2 separate regions of the Homo sapiens genome follow, and region 2 is linked to region 1. A link is an interaction called in ENCODE POLR2A ChIA-PET data of the cell type or tissue named here. Cell type or tissue: PC-3. All regions are shown on one strand. Each heading gives the region's core, and the rest is flanking DNA. Links, peaks and the distances in the headings are about the cores only.

What was found. ChIA-PET counts read pairs that join two places held together with the same protein. Peaks named below come from ENCODE experiments on the same cell type or tissue, not always from the same donor. Only the 100,000 strongest peaks of a DNase experiment are listed, where the experiment ranks them.
Region 2: POLR2A ChIA-PET joins it to region 1 with 12 read pairs; 2 of 35 experiments call an interaction of 5 or more read pairs at or near these places.

The regions. Positions count from the first base shown.
Region 1 is chr11:65,565,371-65,568,283 of GRCh38, reverse strand. No RefSeq gene overlaps it. Among named protein-coding and RNA genes, the nearest start is that of ZNRD2-DT, 3.6 kb to the left of the region's middle. In PC-3, for the core only: no CTCF peak of the experiment used is centred there; no DNase peak of the experiment used is centred there; H3K27ac peaks cover 1,036 bases.
Region 2 is chr11:65,685,637-65,688,549 of GRCh38, reverse strand. No RefSeq gene overlaps it. Among named protein-coding and RNA genes, the nearest start is that of RELA-DT, 24 kb to the right of the region's middle. In PC-3, for the core only: no CTCF peak of the experiment used is centred there; no DNase peak of the experiment used is centred there.

The sequences.
Region 1 (2,913 bases), core at 263-2,762:
CCTCTCAGGGCCTCTCACCATCTTAAGTTCCACTGTAGGGTGGACAAGACGCAGAACTGGAATGAGGCAGGCCTGGGTTTGATCCTGGATCTATTTACTGTATCACCTGGAGTAGTTTACTTCATCGCTGTGGACTTCAATTTCTCATCTGTAAAACAGGGCCAGTAGACCAGGTGCTGTGGCTCACACCTATAATCTCAGCACTCTGGGAGGACATGCAGGAGGATTGCTTGAGACCAGCCTGGACAGCATAGTAAGAACCCATCTCTAAGAAATATATGTATTTTTTAAATTAGCTGGTGCAGTAGCATGCACTTGTAGTCCCAGCTACTCAGGAGGCTGAGTGGGAGGATTGCTCCCAGCCCAGGAGATCCAGGCTGCAGTGGGCCATGATCAGGCTTCTGCATTGCAACCTGGGTGACAGAGCGAGACCCTGACTCAAAATAAAAATGGGGCCACTTATGCCTATTTGTTGCTTGTTTGTTTTTTGAGATGGAGTCTCTGTCACCCAACCTGGAGTGAAGTGGCGCAATTCTCGGCTCACTGCCACCTCCACCTTCCAGGTTCAAGCAATTCTTGTGCCTCACCCACTGGAGTGGGATTACAGGCATGCGCCACCACAGCTGGCTAATTTTTTTTTTTTTTTTGAGACGGCATCTTGCTCTGTTGCCCAGGCTGGAGTGCAATGGTGCGATCTCGGCTCACTGCAAGCTCTGCCTCCTGGATTCACGCCATTCTCCTGCCTCAGCCTCCCAAGTAGCTGGGACTACAGGCACCTGCCACCACGCCCGATTAATTTTTTTTGCATTTTTAGTAGAGACAGGATTTCACTGTGTTAGCCACGATGGTCTCGATCTCCTGACCTCGTGATCTGCCCGTCTCGGCCTCCCAAAGTGCTGGGATTATAGGCATGAGCCACCGCGCCCAGCCAATTTTTTAAATTTTTATTTCTAGTAGAGACGGTGTTTCACCATGTTGGCCAGACTAGTCTCAAGCTCCCGACTTCAGGTGATCTGCCCACCTCAGCCTCCCAAAGTGGTAGGATTACAGGCCTGAGCCACCGCGCCAGCTTCAAAGATGTTTATCTAGGGAACAGCTATGGAAGATGGAGATAGTGTCTCCCTCCAGAGCAAAGGACAGCCATGCTTACTGGCTTTGAGTTTCCTAAGCTTAGGGTCCTCTCCCACAATGTAATTCGCTCTGTGTGCCCACACTTGCCTGAGCCCATCAGCATCACCCCCATGGGACTTAGGGTCAAAAGGAACTAACGGAAATATGCTGGTGCTCATGCTGTTTGCTGCACAGCGATCAAGTCCTTTGTCTCTGACCCAGGACTCTCCTGTATTCTGCCAGCATTCTTGAACCTGACGGGCTACCTTGGTAGCTTGCAAGTGGGTAAGATCTCAGATGCTTCACAGTCCTTGACATAGAAGGTGCTCACAGGTGTTGGTGGTAAAACCTATTCGCAGCAGTCACAGTGGACAGGCCAGTGTCTGTGGAGCAATGGGCTTGGGCTCTTTCACACCCTTCCCTTGCCGACAATATATCACACCTTCAGCCAGGCATGGTGGCTCACAACTTTAATCCCAGCACTTTGGGAGGTCAAGACTGGCAGATCACTTGAGGTCAGGAGTTCGAGACCAGCCTGGCCAACATAGTGAAACCCCATCTCTACTAAAAATACAAAAACTAGCTGGGCATGGTGGTGCGAGCCTGTAGTTCCAGCTACTCATGAGGCTGAGACGGGAATTGCTTGAACTGGGAGGCGGAGGTTGCAGTGAGTGGAGATCCTGCCACTGCACTCCAGCCTGGGCAACAGAGCATGGAGTCAGGGAAGAGAAAGGAGGGAAAGGAGGAGGGGGAGGGGGAGGGAAGGGAATCACAGTTTCATGTGAGCCAGTCCAAATTGGTCCCTCCTTGTGGCACTGATGACATGGCTGTAGTTAGGCTCTTTTCTGGGTGATAGAGCACCCCACAGCAGCTCAGTCATGCACAGCTCAATTACAGCTCCCCCTGGGCTGGCTGATTTGGTGGGGATGGTTCACATGGCAACAAGTGGCCTATGCCATGTTGCCTGGCCTCTGAAAAACGTAACTTATCATTTGTATTTTCACACAGGCACTGAAAAGGGGTCAGCTATTCTTTTTTTTTTTTTTTTTTTTTTGGTTTTCACTGCAATGTGAATCACCTTGACATTTCTGTGAAACAGGAAGTGGCTGGATGATACAACAATAAAAATAATCACACTCAACTTGGTGTGTGTGTTTTCTTTGGGCCAGGCACTGTGTTAAGAGCTCTTTATGAAGTATTTCGCTTATTCCTTAGGACAACACTGGCAGCTAGGTCTTATCATCATTCCCAATTTGCAAATGAGGAGGCTGAGGCCTGGAGTAGTGAGAGATGTATCCACAGTCACCCAGTTGGGAGTGGCAGGGCTGGGGCTCCCGGCTGGCAGCCAGTGTACCTCTTGAGCCTGAGCTCTTACCAGTAGATTTCTCCCGTGCTCAAAAGGCGGGGAAGAGTGGCAGGGCAGAAGGGCCCCCTGATTTATCAAGCGTGAAGGTAGTTTCATCTCATTTCCAATCCCAACTCTCAGTGTCCATCGTTTTACTACCCACAGTAAGTGGCACATTAGAGGGGTTTAATAGCCACTTTCAGTAAAGTGTCTTTGGAGAGAAATGCTTTAGGGCAACCTTGTCCCCTCCAGGCCTTCATCACTTCCATCCCTCATCTTTAAAGCTGATGAGCAAGGCCGGGCGCAGTGGTTCATGCCTGTAATCCCACACTTTGGGAGGCCGAGGCGGGCAGATCACCTGAGGCCAGGAGTTCGAGATCAGCCTGACCAACATGGTGAAACCTCATCTCTACTAAAAATACAAAAATCAGTTGGGAGTGGTGGTGGTGGCTGCCTGT
Region 2 (2,913 bases), core at 270-2,769, 120 kb before region 1:
CTAATGACCTGGGATTCTATTTTGTAATATCAAGTGTTTAAACCTTTGATATATGACAAAGTTTCCAAAGTCAAATTCTAAATTAAGTCTTGTTTTTATCTGGTTAACGCTTTTTGATATTAGGTACCCTAAAGACCTAAAGAGACATATTCGGCCTAGTTGGTATATTAAACCGTTGGAGAGCAAGCAAGCTTCAAAACTGGGGCTTAGCCTGGGAAGGTTCTTGGCTTTGCTCAGGAAAGAATTCAAGAGAAGCCAGTGGTAGAAGAAAACAGCTTTACTGAGGTGGCAGTGTTACCACTCCATAACTGCTCTGCAGAGCAGGGCCACCCCATAGGCAGTGTGTCGAGAGCAGCAGCTCAGAGGCAGTTCTGCAGACATATACATGTCCACTTTTAATTATATGCAAATTAAGGGGCAAGTTATTTGGAATTTTCTAGAAAAGGGGTGGTATTTCTGGAAAGGGGTGGTAACTTCCAGGTGCAGTCATGGCAATGGTAAAGTGACATGGCACTGGTGAGTGTGTCTTATGGAGAGGTGCTTTTGCCTCCTCCCTGTTTCAGCTGGTCTTCAGCCTGGTCCAGAGTTCAAGCCCCACCTCGGGAGTCAAGTCCTGACTCCTACCTCATTCCCCCCTCAGAGATTAGATACTCCTCTTTACTCTTAAGGGGGCTACAGAAGGGTAGAGGTCCATCTTCTGTAACTATTAAAACTTCCTGCTGAGTTGATGGGCATAGGCCCTGCCTAGTACTGGAAGGGTAAAAATCTCCAGATACCTGATCTAAGGGGCCAAAAGGCAGGATGTTTTTATTCTCCAGGTCAGAAGTTGGATGAGTTGGAAGCCTTGTGCCAGCATTGTCTTTACCTGGAACTTCTGTAATCTAGAAGACACAAACATTACTAAGAGGTTAAACAAGCAAGGGCCAAAGATTAGTAATAACAAGACAGCTATCAGAGGTCCTAGGAGAGGTAAGAACCAGGTGAGCTTGGGAGAGCATTTTTGATAGTCAACCAGATAGAATTGGGGTCAGTGCCCTGTTTATGTAGCCAGGTAGCTTGCTCATAGATCTTCTGAATGTTAATCTCAACCTGTCCAGAGTTGGTAATATATGTGCAGCAGGTTTTATTCATAGTTGCACAGACTCCACCTTGTTCAGCTAGTAAATAATCCAATGCTAGTCTGTTTCCAAGAACTACATTTGCCAAAGAGCCTAGGGACTCTTGATTTCCCTTTAATGCCTCACCTGTGTTGGTAACTGGGGATTCTAGAGTTTGAGTCAAGTTCTTTTTTTTTTTTTTTTTTGAGACAGGGTCTCGCTCTGTCGCCCAGGCTGGAGTGCGGTGGCGCAATCTTGGCTCACTGCAAGCTCCTCCTCCCAGGTTCACGCCATTCTCCTGCCTCAGCCTCCCGTGTAGCTGGGACTACAGGCGCCCACCACCACGCCCGGCTAATTTTTTTGTATTTTTAACAGAGACAGGGTTTCACCATGTTAGCCAGGATGGTCTCGATCTCCTGACCTTGTGATCCGCCCGCCTCAGCCTCCCAAAGTGCTGAGATTACAGGCGTGAGCCACCGCGCCCGGCCTGAGTTAAGTTCTTTAGGGTTGACTCGTGGTAAGCAAAGCTGCCAGGGTGCCACTAGTCTTATTGCCACCCAATTCCTACCAGAATTAATCCTATTGCTCATTTATTTCTGGTATTCCTAGGTCTCATGGGGCTATAGACTGTGACCCCTGGAGGGGCAGGGGTAGCCAATGTACATTCCTCTCTCTTCCAAGTTTTTGATATACAAAGGAAAGCTACTCCCAAAAGAACAGGTGACTCCCTGGGACTCAGGAGTGGTTACAGGATTGACTTCTTCCCAGTCATTGACACACAAAAATGAAACCAGTTGGGTCACAAACAGAAGCCCTATGGGGTGTGATGTTAACCCTTTGCTGCCCAGTGGGTCTATAGAGATATTTTTCCCCTGCTGTGATAGGAGTGGCCAAACAATCTCTGTTTTCCAGAAAGGGCAATATGCCCCTCTTTTTTTTTTTTTTTTTGAGACGGAGTCTTGCTCTGTCGCCAAGCTGGAGTACAGTGGCATGATCTCAGCTCCCTGTAACCTCCGCCTCCCAGATTCAACCAATTCTCCTGCCTCAGCCTCCCAAGTAGCTGGGATTACAGGCACACACTAGCACGCCTGGCTAATTTTTTGTATTTTTGTAGAGATGGGGTTTCACCATGTTGGCCAGGATGGTCTCGAACTCCTGACCTCGTGATCCACCCACCTCAGCCTCCCAAAGTGCCAGCACCTGGGATTACAGGCGTGAGCCACCGCGCCCGGCCAGTACTCCCCCCCTTCCTAGACCAGGCAGTTGTTTTTCCCCTGTGTGGTCTCATCTGGGAGAAGGCACCATATATGGTTTCCTCACTTACAAGTGGAATCCCATTTATCTCGCTGAGGCCTTGGGAACTTGGGAACTTGGCAACTACAGTTGGATCAGAGCATTGCAGGGAAACTTCTGCTTTTATGTCATTAACACAACAGTGAGTGCAAAAGATGGAATCATTAGTGCACTGGAGATAGACATACCCAACTTCCCAGGTCCAGGCAATAGTGGTAGGGGGATTCAGGTGGAATCTGTCAAGTGGAGGAGAGTTCCACCTAACAAGTTGGGGTTCTAGGTACCTTGGGATTGCTATGGTTAGTTAGGAAGCCTGGGGAGATGATAGATTTTCTGGATGGGACAGAAGGTACAACTCTCTCTCCTGGGGATGTTGATGACAAATCCATCAACCGTGAAGATGATTCCCTGATGCTATAATTTTTGAAATATTTACTATGGAATTTTGTTCCCAGTCACAGTCAATCAGGGTAACTAGGAGAGCAAAGCCTTAGAGTGACATCTATACCCAATGAAGACAAAG